2 separate regions of the Mus musculus genome follow, and region 1 is linked to region 2. Evidence: chromatin loops called from intact Hi-C (ENCODE). Cell type or tissue: left cerebral cortex. All regions are shown on one strand.

What was found. Hi-C counts contacts between places; a loop is a spot of excess contacts. Peaks named below come from ENCODE experiments on the same cell type or tissue, not always from the same donor. Only the 100,000 strongest peaks of a DNase experiment are listed, where the experiment ranks them.
Region 1: it touches region 2 in a loop (5-fold over the local background); 5 of 42 quality-filtered maps call a loop at or near these places.

The regions. Positions count from the first base shown.
Region 1 is chr2:9,876,050-9,884,049 of GRCm38, reverse strand. Gata3 (GATA binding protein 3) reads left to right here and starts at 5,450. Exons shown (of 6, transcript NM_008091.3): 1 at 5,450-5,645; 2 at 6,066-6,698. The coding sequence starts at 6,461. It overlaps 4930412O13Rik (RIKEN cDNA 4930412O13 gene), which reads right to left and starts at 2,804. Exons shown (of 5, transcript NR_024257.1): 1 at 2,371-2,804; 2 at 2,109-2,284; 3 at 1,186-1,507; 4 at 909-1,043; 5 at 1-254. 9230102O04Rik (RIKEN cDNA 9230102O04 gene) reads left to right here. Exons shown (of 4, transcript NR_040511.1): 3 at 255-299; 4 at 724-1,009. In left cerebral cortex, a CTCF peak has its summit at 4,272; DNase peaks (open chromatin) are centred at 3,487, 4,356, 4,839, 6,766 and 5 more places; H3K4me3 peaks cover 1,098 bases.
Region 2 is chr2:9,073,836-9,081,835 of GRCm38, reverse strand. No RefSeq gene overlaps it. Among named protein-coding and RNA genes, the nearest start is that of 1700061F12Rik, 110 kb to the left of the region's middle. In left cerebral cortex, a CTCF peak has its summit at 3,476 (motif pointing left); a DNase peak (open chromatin) is centred at 3,507.

The DNA of each region.
Region 1 (8,000 bases), 800 kb before region 2:
GAGATCTGCGGGTGCATAGCCTTTTCATTTAAATTCCCATGGGTCCCCCCACCCCCAGGCTTCTACAGCCAGCTTCTTCTCCTGGCCAGTGACTTTTAGCAACCTTCTTTCTTTACATCACTAAAGTTCCCATGTCTACTGTTTTAATTGGAAAGGTGTCTCCGTTGAGGAGCAGGAAGCCTCAGCCAGCATGGCCCCGCTGCTTGCTTCGTTTTCCACCGCGGTTTGATTTTGCTCTCTTCTCTGTATTTCAGCTCATGCGGGGAAAAAAGAGAAAAGAGGACATGGTGAAAGCTAAGGTGATAACGTAATATGTGTTTAACCTATGAGGTCCGGGTCGCCGAGGCAAAGTGGCCTCCCCAGCCGTTTTGTAAGCTCAAGCCAGGCTGACTGGTGGCGCCTTGGGACTGTGTCCCCGGCATAACCCTCCTGCTCCGCAGCTGGCGAACTATTTATACAGCTTTACCTGTACTATTCTCGTATCCAGTAAAAAACCCTCGCCTGGCCTGGGTAACTTAATCCGGAGGTTAAAACGGAGGAGGGGGTACAGGGGCTGGCTCCAGAGGAGAGGAAGTGTGTTGTGAGACTTAAGCAGGGTCTCTTCTTTGCTCCTCCCCGGATTGGGAAGGCAATTAGGATTTAGTTCGAGAAACCGAGGCGGGGAAGTAAGATTGAGACTTGGATCCATGTCCCAGTCTTCCCGGCTTTTCTCCTCTCAAACAGGCACTGTGGATTGACCAGGCGGCCGCAGCTCCAACCCATGCTCCAAGAAAGAACAGTGGTCCGGGGGATGACCAAGGATGAGTCTCCTACCGTGGCTTGCTTGGGGGCAGATCTAGCTCCCCCTCCCGCCTTTCTTTTACAACTTCCATGCCTAAGACAAAATGATCAAGGAACCCAACCCGTACCTTCACAACCAGACCCTCCGGGTTATCCCAGGCCTGCATATCGCAGAGCCCGGGCGGGGATTGCAGCGTGCACGGAATCGAATTAAACGCATCTCGGTGGTTATTGTCTCTCGCTAATTGCTTCAACAATGGCCACTGTTAAAACGGATACACCCAATTAAAGGTCCCGCGCGGTCTCCCTGGGTTCTCGCCACCGCCCCGCTTCCCTAGTCCGAGGCGATGTAGACCTCCGGGTTGTGAACCGGTGGTAAGGGGGTACCGGCGCCGGCCTGGATACCTCTGCCCTTCGCTTCCTTCCCAGACGCACAGCGACCACGGTCTTTTCACTTCGTTTTCTATTAATCAATCGCATGGAAGGAAGATTGATCGAGCTGGAATGGGAAGTGACTTTTTCCCTAGTCCTTGGGTCGTCGGGGTCCCGGGCTGTGAATTTAATTTCTGGCCTTCGGTGCTGCTCTGCTTTCTCCCCGACCTCCCAGCCCTTCAGGTTCCGGGCTTCACTTCAGTCGGTAACCGCGCCATCAGATCCGCCCAGGCCGGCGCCTTGGCTCCGGGAGGAGGGACAAGGCAGCACGCCCCGCTCCGCTTCGTTTTCCAGCCTGCAAACATTTGCTGCCTCTAGGAGAATCCTACTATTCCGCTTGCGCTCGGCGTGCAAAGTCCCTAAGTAAACACGCTCAAATGACAGCCCTAGGCATTCCGAGGCACGCTTTCTACCCCTGCCCAGGATTAGTAACTATAGTACTTCGACCCCCGGGGTTTGGCTTTGCAGGTCACTCTCTGGAGGGCTGCGCTCAACAACCCCCCCACCCCCGCGACCCCCAAAGTAGCATCTTTTCGCATCTCGGCCCCGCGGAGCTCGCCTGGTCTCTCTCGGAGTCAGGTTCGGGTTGTTGACTCTGGGTGGATTTCTACCTTCTGGGTCCATGGCCCCAAGTGATGAGGCCCAATCACTCGCTAAACCTTTTTTTTCAATCAGGGCTTCCAAATTCTGAAGGGGACCGGTTGTGTCTACTTCTAGAGGGATGGGGTCGCCCTAGTGAAGGCGAGTGGGAGGGACCTGAGGATGGGCAAGTGTGTGTGTGTGTGTGTGTGTGTGTGTGTGTGTGTGTGTAGGGGGGTGAGGGGTGTCTCAGCTTACTCCACGCATAGAGTAAGTCAGATCCATTTCTTACCCTTTCCCCAAGAGGGCACACATACCCTGCTCAACTTGACGCCTCCAGCAGCAGCCTCAAGGCCTGGGTTTTCAGATAGGCCAAATTGACTCCGGCTATCCAAGTACAACAGCCCCAGATCCCGGTTCTAGCTGAGCCTTTGCCTGCTCCGCTCCAGATGCTGAGTCCCCAGGGAACCGTAGCGTTCGTCAGCCCCTTACCCTATAGAGAGAGGCCTCATGAACTGCAGGAGCCAAAGACTCCAGGCAGCAGCGGCAACAGCATTCTCCTTGATGGCTTTCTCTTGCCTTTCCCCCAGCTCCGCCAGATGCTCCAGGGGAAGAAGGGGAATGCGGTACACCGAGCCAGACCCGGTGTGCCTTGGGGTTGTGGTGGTGGTGGCACCCCAGGTCTTTAAGGGGGCACCCAGACGTCCCTTAACGAGGCCCGGATCAGCTTTGTAGCTCTCTGGAACTGAAGGATTGGGACCACCTTTCCCTCCGGCCTCAAGCCCCCTCCCCTCCCCCACCACCCGCCAAGGGAAGAGGAAGCCCGGCCTGCATTTGCGAGCAAGGCGGGTCAGACCGGCGCCTGTCCTGGCCCAGACCCCCGGAGTCCAGCTCTCCGCCTCAGGCCACGCGCCGCAGCCTCTCCGGACTCGATCCCTTCCCCCTTCTTCCCGGTGGGTCTCGGAGCCGACCTCGGCCCTCCCTCTCCGGTATCCCCCTCCTCTCTTTTTCCCTCCCCCTCCCCTGCTCTGTGTTTCTGACTCTGGGGCCGGCCCGTGACGTCAAACCCAGTGTGGCGTCGGCGAGACTGGCCGGCGCGGGCCATCAAAAGAGCAACGTCCTCTTTCCCAATTACCCACTGTCAGTCCGGGAACAGGGGCGGACCGGCTGGGAATTACATGTTAAATACCCCCTACAGGCTGGATCCAGTGCCCGGGGCGCCTAGCCTCAGGCCCCCTACCCCTCTCTGCCAACCCTAAACTACCTCAGACCTGGAGGGGCCTATTAGATATTTTGTTTTTCCAAGGGAGGGGAGTGTCTTTGCATCCAGTCTAGCTCCTCTGGTGATTGAATTAAGACGAATAATCCTCTCCATCCCCACTACTACATCTATTAGAGAGGCGCCCCTACTAGGGAAGCCATCCTTTTCAGAAGTATATTCTTTTTCAGTCTTTAAAAATACGTTCTAAGCCGTATAGACTAACATGTTCAGTTCTTGGCGTCAGCAGCTTTCTTTCTTGTCTCCAGAAGGATTTCTTTTGCGCATTAAAAAAATTATTATTATTATCATCTACATCTCGGTGCCCGGGACCAAAGAGATATGCTTACTCGAGACTTTTCTCGAAGCTGTGAACTAGGGACTGGCTGACTGATGCCTTATACAACTCATGAGTGATACAGCAATAGTATTTTTCCCTTTTAAACTCTCATTCTAGATCTTAATCCCGGGCCTTTTAGCAAAAATGTGTGTGCGGTCTTCTCTGCTTGTTTATGGAATGGTTTCCGGTGAATGTTAGACAGCAACTAAATAATTAAAAGGTTTTGAGAGCGCCGTGAGCTGGAAGAGATGCTGGCAGCTTGATTGGCCCAGGAGAGATGGGTTGGTCAAAGAGTGAAAGTAAAAAAATCGATATTCTAAGACTGGGCCGCCCTCATAAACGTGGGACCAAGGGGTGCAGGGTGAACTCAGAAGGGAGGGAAGACTCGTTTTTAAAAAAAAGGTATCTTCGTAATTTGTATTTAGAAATTCAGCCTTGATTTCAGTCAAAGATCAGATGTAAAAGGGGGGGGGGTGTCAGGAGAAGCTCCAAACCCAAGCCCGCAGGGCACATTTCTAAATAAATTTTGTCTTCTTCAAGGGTTGTATTGTAAAAAGAACGCACCTTCCCTCTCCCCGCACTCCACTGGCTTCAAGGTAGATATTGATGGCTTTTCTCCACAGTAGAATAGAAGAAGTTACTTGGAACTTTTAAGAAAGGGCTTGTCGGGAATCCAAGTTTTGAATAAGTGGGAAATATTATGGGGTAAAGAAATGAAGAGGGGATGACGCCTTCAGTTCCAGTAACCCTCTAAAGCCAAGCTCTCTGCCCTGGAGGGTGGAATGGGAACACCTCTTACACTGCCCTGGGGTGCACCCGAAGTCTCTTTCGGACCTTGCTCATCCGGGCAGTGTTTTCTGGACCCAGGCTGCAGAAACCTCAACGCCACTAGGGGATGCAGTGACTCAAAGGACGGAACAGGGCCGCAGAGGTTGGAGCCCGTGGGGCGGGGCGACTGCGGCCCGGTCGTGGTATCTCCCGATGATTGGTCCTTACAAATGGCCCCGCCCTCGTCCGCCCAGCCTCTCTACTGGGCGTCTTCCAGCCTCTCTCCTGTGTCAGCTTGCGGCCCTCCCACCAGACCCTGTCCCAGAGACCCAAAATGTCCAGGGAAGTTGCGGCTGGGTCCACCCCGGAGGTCAGGGTTGGATATTATAGAGGGGACCGTTTTCCTCGGGTGAAAGCAGAATAAAGTAGCACCCCGAGCTAGGCGAAGAGAAAAGTTAGGCTATCGCAGCAAAGATCAAGTTAGTTGTACACGGTACTTCGGGGACCAGTGAGCCTAGGTCTCGCTAAGCCAGCTTTTTATGCATCGCGTTGTCACTAAGGTCAAAAGCACACATTGATGATATCATTAGATCCGAAAAAGACAGCTGCAACAGCTGACGCTGTTCGTTCTGGAGAGGTTTGGGAAAGCAAGCAGAGACCATAACAATAACGCGGGCGTCCGAATCAAAGCCCAGGTCCTCCGCGCGATTCAGCAGCCTCCCGGAAAGCTGGTTCGGAGGCAAATCTTCAGTTACTTCGCCATGAAACTTTTCTAATCTGTTTTACATGCACATAGCCCCTAAGCTGATATAAACTGAAAAACGTTCTGGCTTGAATCCTAATTTAAAAGTTTGCTCATTTTTAAAAAAGTATCGAAAAGTCTGCTTATGGAAATTAGCTTTATGAATGGGGCAGCCGGGTTTCACTCGTACGGAATAATCTACTGAGCCCGAATGAATCGGCTTTGCTACATTTAAAGGGCCAGAGAGCGAATTCCCTCCTGCCTGTCCCCTCTGCCCCAAGCCCGGGCGGGCCTCGCCCACCCTGCCCGCGGCCCCTCTGCCCTAGGCGGCCCTTGGCGGCGCCCCTTTCCGGTCAGTAGAGGGGCGGGAGGAGGGGCGGCGGTGTGCCGGGGTGGGTGGGGGGGATGGGATGGGGGTGGAGGTGAAGTCCTGGAGCGGGTTTGGGTTGCAGTTTCCTTGTGCTGAGGATCGTGTCCCCTCCTGCCAGCGCCAGGCTCCTCCCCCTCGGCGCGGATGACACTAGAACCTCCTTAAGTTGCGTCGCGCCACAGCTGTCTGCGAACACTGAGCTGCCTGGCGCCGTCTTGATAGTTTCAGAAAGAATGCATTCCCTGTAAAAAAAAAATACTGAGAGAGGGAGAGGAGAAAGAGAGAGAGACTGAGAGAGCGAGACATAGAGAGCTACGCAATCTGACCGGGCAGGTCACACGCCTCCTCCTCCTCCTCTACGCTCCTTGCTACTCAGGTTGGTATTGTGACTTGTGACTTTTTTTTTTTTTTTAAGTTTGATATCACTCCCTCCTCTTGGAGGGACTGTTTGTGTGTGTGTGTTTGGGGGTTTGTTTGTTTGGTTTTTTGTAAACTAAAAGCTCAGCTTTCTCCTTTTGGAGGATTTGTAGTGGTTGGAAAGATCCTGGGGCCGGTGTCCTCCAGGGAGGACTTGTCCCCAAGTTTTAATTGCTTAGTCAGTCCTGGGCTCCTGCGAGCCTGGCTGTCGGAGGTGTGCTGCGGAGCTTGGCTTCTTTCCCTCCGGGTCTTCGCGTGCGTGTGCACGTCCCGGGTGAGTCGGCCCTGCAGGAAGCTTGCGAAGACCTAGTGCCCTCCAGAATTTCAGGTGTTAAAAGTTCTTACACCTCATTCAGGTCTCTCTTTCTCTCCCTTGCAGGTGATCGGAAGAGCAACCGTCTCTGAGCGCCAAGGAATCAGTGTGCAGTGTGGTCACACTCGGATTCCTCTCTCCCTCCTTTTTTTTTTTTTTTTTTTGACCCCTTTATTCCTCCGTGTCTGCTTTTTTTTTGGGGGGGGGGATCGCCCTCATTCTTTTCTTTTTCTTCTTTCCCTTCCTTTCTTTTGCTAAACTATCCCGCAAAGATTTTTCTTTCCTCCCTAAACCCTCCTTTTTGCTCTCCTTTTCTATACCCTTAACTGCAAACAAACCATTAAACGACCCCTCTCCTGGGCCTCCGACGGCAGGAGTCCGCGGACCTCCCAGGCCGACAGCCCTCCCTCTACCCGCGAGGGTTCCGGGCCGGGCGAGAGGGCGCGAGCACAGCCGAGGACATGGAGGTGACTGCGGACCAGCCGCGCTGGGTGAGCCACCATCACCCCGCGGTCCTCAACGGTCAGCACCCAGACACGCACCACCCGGGCCTCGGCCATTCGTACATGGAAGCTCAGTATCCGCTGACGGAAGAGGTGGACGTACTTTTTAACATCGATGGTCAAGGCAACCACGTCCCGTCCTACTACGGAAACTCCGTCAGGGCTACGGTGCAGAGGTATCCTCCGACCCACCACGGTGAGTCCACCTTGGCGCTGGAACCTTTTGGATCCGCGTTTGTTTTCCTGGGTCCACGAGACCGCCAGAGACCCTGGCTGGGCAGAGCAAGCCAAAGCTCCTAAGTGTGTTACTAGTTCATTTAAAAAAAGTATCGGGGGCCCGGAAATGGGCGAGGAAGCAGTGTCGCTGGTTGGGAGAGTTCTTCTTTTTTTCTTTTTTAAATAAAAGAGCGCACGTAGCAGGCACCTCTCTTTGCCGGTGTCCTTGGGGCCAGGCACACTCACCTGGCAAGCGCCGAAATGCAGTCCTGGTCCACACGAGGTTGTAGATTTTGCAGCCAGGGAGAAATCTCAAGCGCTGCCTGCAGGCGCCGAGCCTTTCAGGCCGGGCAGCAGTGCGGGCCAGGCCGGCCTGGAACTGGGCTCCCCCGAAGGACTTCCAGCTTCTTGTTAGCCGGTGAAGGGGTCTTTCGCCAGAGCCTTGCGTTTTGTTTCTCCATTTATATTTTCAGAAAAGGCCCAAATACGTGCATTTCTTTCTATTTCCTTTTGCTCTCCACCCTCAAAAGCTAGTGCATTTGAGTTTTAGGCGTCCTACCTACCGGTGGTGTGAGGAAGAGACTCTGGTGGTTGCCACGGTCCAGGGAGAGGAAAGCCTTAAGCTGAAGAGAAGTCGGGTTTGCTTAGACTCCCGGCTACACAGAATTTTCCTACGTCTTTGCTTTTAGTTTACTTACCAGCAATCCTGGCCGACTTTTCTCCTCCGGCCTACTGGAGTTTCTTCAGGCTCCTCAAAGATTTAGGCTACATCAAAGTTTCTTTTTAAGTAGGAGTGTTTCCAGTTGCCGCCTCCCCCTAACCATTCACCTTGAAAAATTTAGGGGAGTTCTGAGGTGTGTAAAGAAGAGAAAAAGAAAGAAACCCAACCTTGTGTGGTCGAGACAGGAGACTCTTAACACTCCCCAGATGTATGTTTATGCACCTAAACCAGCAAAAATACATTGTTTGTTTTTTTTTTTTTTTATTTTAAGGAAAGAAGGTGGGAGGTTTTTCTTAGCTAGCTCAGACCTGAGATCTGCTCAGGTCTCCCTTCTCAGAGTTAGCCTTGGCGCCTATGACATAGCCCCTTTGGCCAGCAGGCATCCTCTACCCTAGAGCCGCCAGGTTTCAAACAGACATTTCAAACAGACATTTCTGCGGATGGGGCGCTCTTTGCTTGGGTTGTGTGCAGATTAGCAGTTAAGTGGAAATGAGGTAGATCAGACCTAATGTTATTTACTATACAACTTCCTGCATAAAAAAAAAAAAGAACCTTAACCCT
Region 2 (8,000 bases):
AAGCATTGTTTAAATGCTATTTTTGCAAGTTGCATTTTTATTAAATTCAAATGATAACACTAGATACAAGAACTAGGGTTTCTTTTTTACTTGTTCTTTTTTTTTCTCTTTCTAATGCTCATAAACAAAGAGGAAAACTCATGTTTTGTTAGATAATTTATAAAAGTGTAACTAGTAAAATATAAGGAACATTTATTTGAGAGTTAAGTCTCTGAGTAGACATAGGAATGCAGGGTAGACATTTAAAAGTAGTGTGAAGATATTACTATCCTAGGCTGGTTTCTTCTCATAGTTAGATGATGGCACCAGTGTAAATCATTTGGGAAAGTTTATCCATTTAACAGTCTTTCCCTAATGTCATACATAGGAAGCTGTATGCTATAGTTTAGGAATAGAATATTCTGTATAGTCCTTTGCTTAGAATCTTAATTTTGCAGCTTGTAGAGCTCATTTGAAGGTTGTGTCTTTTTAAGGAAGTAGAGCTTGGGTGATGTATTGGCTAGTTTTGTGTCAACTTGACACAGCTAGAGTTATCACAGAAAAAGGAGCTTCAGTTGAGGAAATGCCTCCATGAGATACAACTGTAAGACGTTTTCTCAATTAGTGATCAAGAGGGAAGGGCCCCTTGTGGGTGACCATCTCTGGGCTGGCAGTCTTGGATTCTATAAGAGAGCAAGCTGAGCAAGCCAGGGGAAGAAACATCCCTCCATGGCCTCTGCATCAGCTCCTGCTTCCTGACCTGCTTGAGTTCCAGTCCTGCATCCTTTGGTGATGAACAGCAGTATGGAAATATAAGCTGAATAAACCCTTTCCTCCCCAACTTGCTTCTTGGACATGATGTTTGTGCAGGAACAGAAATCCTGACAAATTGGTACCAGCAGAGTGGGGTATTCCTGTGACAACCTGACCATGTTTTGGGGAGGACTGTGGAAGGACTTTGGAACTTTGGGCCAGAAGATCCATTCGGTATTAAGAGCTCTGTTGAATGTTGTGTAGGAGCTTGGAAGATAATGTTGAGAACAGTGCAGTAGATGGAGGCCTGGCTTGTGAAATTTCAGAGGGAAGATTAAAGACTCTTTTCAGGGCCATTGCTATTTTTGATGGTTAAGGTTCTGTGGTTCTGGTTAGCTGGGGCTGAAGAATCAGCTGTGATTAACAAGATACCAGAACTACTAAAGCAAAAACTTGGCATTACTGGGACTATTGATGCTGGTTAGCTGGAGCTAAGAAATTAGCGGTGATTAAGAAGAGACCAGCATCATTGAGGTGACATCTTCTGGGAAGTGTTTTCTGAAAGCACAACGAGGCTGTGTTCCAGAGATAGCCAAGGTTGTATTCCTGCTGCAGTGGGACTTGGTAATATGTAAGGGTCACCGAGGTGGTACTGGTTTTGAAGGCATGAAGGGGTCATGAAGAGCAGCTGAGGCTCGACACTGTGAGAGGCCATGGAAGGCCATTGGTGAAGGTGCAGCCTCAGTTGCAATTGAAGGCCCAGGACTGAAGGGGTCATGCAGTGTTTTGGAGATGCCAGTACCATGAGATGACCACCAAGAGCAGCAGCAGCAGTGGAGTACAGGCATCTGGAGCCTAGAGGACGATGCGTGTGCTACAAACGGCATGGCTGGAGAAGTGACCCAAGCCCTCGGAGGAGCCCAGAAGATTGTGAGTTGGATCCCAGACATTGGAAGGTTGGACATTGATTTTTGCTTTTGATTGTGACTGTGCCCTGATATTTTCCCTCTTGAAGGAAGAAACTATTTTAGTGGAGCCCACAGTTAAGAGACTTTTAATTGTAAAAAGACTTTGGATTTTTAAAAGAGATGGATATTTTAAAGAGATTGAAATTTTAAGAATATGTAAAGACTGTGGGACATTTAAAGTTATTTAGACCTTGGGGATGAATAAGAATGTAAGGGTTGAGGCTTACTAGTGATGTGTTTGTGTGTCAAGTTGACAAGGGGTCAATTGTATTGGCTAGTTTTGTGTCAACTTGACACAGCTGGAGTTCTCACAGAAAAAGGAGCTTCAGTTGAGGAAATGCCTCCATGAGATACAACTGTAAGACATTTTCTCAATTAGTGATCAAGGGGGAAGGGCCCCTTGTGGGTGGGACCATCTCTGGCTGGCAGTCTTGGATTCTATAAGAGAGCAGGCTGAGCAAGCCAGAGGAGGCAAGCTAGTAAGGAACATCCCTTCATGGCCTCTGCATCAGCTCCTGCTTCCTGACCTGCTTGAGTTCAAGTCCTGCATCCTTTGGTGATGAACAGCAGTATGGAAATATAAGCTGAATAAACCCTTTCCTCCCCAACTTGCTTCTTGGACATGATGTTTGTGCAGGAATAGAAACCCTGACAGGTGATAAGGTAAGTCACTGGGGGCAAGTTCTTGGAAGGTTTAGAGCCTCTGGATCTAATGTGTTTTTCACACTTCCTGGTCCATGATTACCCAAAGAGCCAATGGGCTCAAGCCTCCTGCCATGGACTACACTATCTTACCACATCTCCTTCCCACCAGGGCAGACCTAAATCTTCTCAAAACTGAACTTTTTCCCTAAAGACATTTTATTTCAGGTATTTTGTCAAAAACAATTAATAAAGTATATTGTAATGGGTACCTAACTTCTGTAACATATGAGGTTCATTTACTAAACTGTGCACGGTAAAGATTCTTACTTTGCCTTCATTGTTACAAAATGCAAGCAAAGACTGCATTTAACTTGAGAGGGTGCTCAAGGTTGTGAACTGATTGATCTATAAGCACATATCTTTATCTCCCCATGATTTGTCCATGAAAACAGCAAGCAAATGAAAAAGGAAATAAAGCGAGTAAGAAATGGGTGGGGAAAGGCATAAAGGAGGTGCGGTAAACACCTATACATTTTAGATAATCTTAGCTTTACAGTCTGTCTGTTTTCATTTCAAATAAAACAAGACATACAAACATTTTATAAAGTTGAGAGGATGTCTGGATTAACTGTGTCTGAAATACTGGTTTGGAGCAGGAGACCACTCACTATATTACTGTGGATTTTATTGAGAGGAGTCACATCAAAAGCCAAGGAAAGATCTAGCAAAAAGACTCTTGAAGATCTTCTCCATGTAACACTGCTTTGTAGTAAGTAGTTGGGGCATTCCCAGGGTGTGCTGTCATTGGCAGCAGCAAATCCCCAATATGGCCATTGACACTCAGAAACGAGGTCTAAGTGATTCCATTTGAAATATAACTTTGACGTATCAAAGCCTCAACATTATTTAGAAAAATTTTATAAAAAGGCTGTCCCGACACCATTCCCCACAGCTGTTTGTTTTTCAAACAGGAAAGCACAAGTTTTTGTTTTTCTGATTTATCTTAAGAACACATTACTCTAAAATGACTTAAAGAATATGGAAAATCACTAATCTCTCCATGTTTAATAGAATACAAATCTACAGAGCTTCAGATCCTTAATAAGGAAAAGATCTTCTGCCATCATGTGGAATGTTAGAGAACCTTCTCCAGCTTGCTGTTTCTGCTCCTTTGCCGGCTTCCCTGGGACAGGAATTACATTTTTAGACAGAGGTGATACTCAGAACACAGGGAAGAATGGTTAACAACGTAAACGTTTTTCCAAAAATTACATCTTCATAATGTAGATTCTACCTCTTTCATGAGACAGATTTGAGGAAAACAAAACAGAACAAACAAACAAAAAGAGTGGAAAGAAATATTTCTAACCTGAAAAAAAAAGCACAAAAGGCACAAAAGGTAGAAACAGAAAACGATGATTTCTGATTTCATCACTACTTTCAGTAGTAGGAATTTTTTTAAAAGGAAAAATACCACTGTGTTACATAGCTATATTTTATTACTGCTCCTTTCCGTTGGTGCTATTAGTATTTTCTACAGCATCTTTTAGGGTTACTGATGCTCTCTTATTTTCTTTTAACAGTCTTCATCTCAGCATAGTTATTAAAGACATTTTTTTTCTGTTTTCCTCTCCCAAATCTCCATTTTTAACGGTTTTCAGGAGAAGTGGCAAGATGACCCACTTCTCTGAATTAAAGGTCAGAGAGGGACCTCCTGCCGACAGACTGAAAAGACTTGATTTTTACCTGCCACACAGGGACCAGTTTCAAAGGAATGTTTTTGACCTGGCTGTCATTCACGCTTAATTTATATGCTAGAGAGGAGCTTAACCAGATGCCACATATTTCTTGTTGAAGTGATTCATCATATTTTACAAGCCACACAATCATCTCTCAAATGGGAAGAGAAAGTGGAAGAAAGACGATAGAATTGGACAGCGTTCAACAAAAGTAGGAATGGGTCCAAATTATCCTTTATTATTGGGGTGGGGAAAGGATGTCTGAAGCAGGGAAGACTCTTACCAATTGCTGCTGACTTTACAAATTCTTTTTTAAAGTAAAATTTCCAGGTTGTCTTTCCCCCTGGAGGAAAATTATCTATATGTAGTGGGGTTTATAAAGCAATGCAATTTCCCACTGCTTCTCCTGATTTTCTGCACAGATTGCATCTCTTTCCTCCTAGAAATGCCTTATGGGAAACTCACTTTTTCTCCTAAATTACAAAAGTCGGGAAGCAAAGGGGTTAAAGCTATTTCTTTCGGTGAAGGGAAAGTTGTCTCCTGCACATATATCTCAGTCACCAAGGAGAAATGTTCCGCTAGATTAGGTTGATTGAAAAACTCCACTGATAAGGAAGAGACGGAAGAAGCACCTGGCTCTGTGCCCCTCATCCAGTGGTCACTCTTTAATTTTAAACCAGAGCTCCCAACTCCCATTTCCAAAGAGCTCAACTCCAATAGAACTGTATATGAACTGCAATGTAAACACCCAAATATCCCTAGTTTTCCTTAATTATACACAATTATTTTAAACTCAGGTGTGCAGGTGTGACATGTTTGTAAATATGCACATATTTTCCTGTAGAGATAACTAGGACAAATTTGTTGAAAGAGAGAAGACTAAGAATATGGGATATCTATTCAAACATCAACTAATAGTTTCTTTTTCTCTTCCTCTATTATACATCTTGTTACAGTTAATGACCCATAATATCTATTGTGCCAATAGGCACCCAGAATTTGTAAGACAGTTGGAAATTTATGAAAAACAGTCATGAGCTTAGTAAGGTTATGGAAATTTTGTTTAGACATGAATGTGTGTGCTTTGTGCGTGTGTGTGTGTGTGTGTGTAAGTTAGTGTATGTGTGTGTGTGTTTGTGTGTGTGTGTGTAGGCCAAAGAACAATCGTGGGTATCATCGTCTGGAATTCTGTCCATCTCTTTTTTAACTAGGGTCTCCTGGAACTTGCAAGGTGGGATAGCCTGGTTGGCTGGCAAGTCCCAAGTCCCATAAATTCACCTGTCTCCATTTCTTCCTTGTACTATCACAGTTACTTCTTTTATAAACATAGTTTCCCAGCATCAAACTCAGATCCTCCTGGTTTCAAAGCAAACACTTTAACAACCGATTCATTCCCCCAGCAGGGAGACTCATTCATTTGACATGTGTTACATAATCAACCCCAGTGTTGGCTGTGGAATAAATGCAGGAGGATGGAGGACAGCAATATTAAATAGCAAGGAGAGACTGGCTCTTCCTCTGTGGAGTCTTACAATTATATGTCAATCATGGCTCCCTGACCACTGGGTCACTGGTAGCAAGAAGCCAATCTGAACTGGGGACATGTCCCGATGCTTCAGCTTTTATTAATGATTTTTATCTGGGATCTTTAGTTATAAGCTAAGTTCCTAGAAGACAAGGGTGAAATATTCTCTGAGTCGTGTTTCAAGCCTTCAATAAAACATTATGTCCACTGCAGATGCTCAGTGCGTGTTTATCACAATGACTGAGAGATAACGAGCTCAGAAAAGGCGCAGGCATGTTGTTGAGTTGCCTGGGAACAAGGGAGAGAGACCCAGACAGGAAAAAAAATACCAAAAACAAACAGAAATTACATCAGAATGGGCAAATTTCTGATATTTGTTGTCATGCCTACTTTGCTGAGGCTCATTTAAACAGCTTACAGATAGGAAGCCAGTATCCAGCCAATTCACGCTGTGCTCCTAAAAGTCACTTGTTGAGAATGAAATATTTAAAGACACCGTAGGCTTTGCATATATGGCTTTCTGGTTGAGCTTCTAAACCAGAGGGCAAAGATCTCACTGTTCTTTCTTTAGCTCAAGGGAGAGCAGCTCACTCCTCTGTCCCACTATTAAGTAAGACACTAAGTTAGTGGCCAGTTGTCTTGGATTCTTTGTAGGATAGCTGAACTATATCCAGGATGTTTGAGTTGCTTCATTCAAATATTGAAAAATTATCAGTGTATGTTCTTTAGAGTAAATATAAGGCCCTATACGTTGATGATTCGTAACAAGTGTCAGAAATAGCTGAGGCCCACAAATGTCCCCTTTGGAGACCATTAAGAACTGTATAACACTCCTCAACAGGGACTGGGTCTTCAATAATATGACTCATTTTAAACTGCAGATATTTATAAGTCACTTTCTGGTAATAATAAATACATCTCCATTGTTATAATAATAGAAAAACCCTAACCTGAGTTATCTGTAGATTTTTATAGGTTAGAAAATTCAGATGGGTCTTTATGGGTTATCTATTTTTACGGTGGGAATAAGTGAAAGAAAGGCTTTTCTACTTTTATGGGAGAGCAAGTTTAAGTGAATAAAACTGTAATTAATTTTGAAAGACAAAGTACAGTAACACATTCAATACAGCCCATGTGGACCTTTTTTCTCAATAAATATGACACTTGGGATTCTAGGTATTTTTGTTGCAAAGAGCTGTGAAGGCAATTACAGTAATGGAGAGATTTTCAGATGTGACACTGATGACAGAGATTTGGCTAACTTTTCTGAGATAAGCCATGTAAGAAATAGGTTTGCTGTACTTTTACTTTTCGATATACCACGTAGAAAATTCCTATTGATTTCCATGTTGCTATGTACTTACCTCTGTGAATCTCTGAGAGTGGCTCACTCCAGAAAATAACACAGCAATACCAACACACACACACACACACACACACACACACACACACAGACACACACACACACAGACACAAACACACACACACAGACACACACACAGACACACACACAGACACACACACAGACACACAGACACACACACACACACACACACAGAGACACACAGACACACACATATACACACACACAGACACACACACACACACACACACACACACAATTTGGGCCCATGTCTGAGTAAAGCAACAAAAACCCTATTTTTATTTGTATTTCTGTGTGTGTGTGTGTGCATGTGCGTGTGCGTGTGTGTGTTTTACTGCCTTGAAGGTCATGCTGTAAAGTCCTGGAGTTCCTAGATTTCCTTCATTATAAGATGAGACATGAAAAGAAAAACTCATTTCAAATCAAATCTCCCTCTGGTGTTCTCCGGATATTAAAGAAAAGAGAAGCCCCCATGCTTCCTGTGAAAGACACGCTGGTTTGAATGAAAAAGCACCTGCCCTGTTTTCACTATGTAGACTGAGGCACACAAACACTGATGGATGGGAATGAGACTCTGCTCTGTCTCCTTCATGAGACACTGAAATAAGCAGTTGTACAGGAAACATATTTATCCAGGGGCATAAATGGCCTCAAGGTTCTCCTAAGTTTTCACAACTGCTCCTCAAATATTTTCGAAAACTTCAGACTGAGTTATTGTGGCAGAGTTGAAAGGCAAAGTTTACCACCAGCAAAGAGTTACACAGTGAGCTGGAATCTATACAGGAATGTCTCAGAATTTATGTTGTAGCAAGTCCTTGGCAATGCATTGTGCAGTGTGTGTGTGTGTTTGGAATGAGTGCTAATGCAGGTGTTTTGAGAACACTATGTGCCTTAACTCAGAATTAAGTAACTGTAGCCTGCTGGCATAGATCATGTAAATTCTGAGTAGTGCTTTAAAATTTAGATGATGGCTGTTGCTTGGGAAAGAAACAATAACCTTGAAGCTT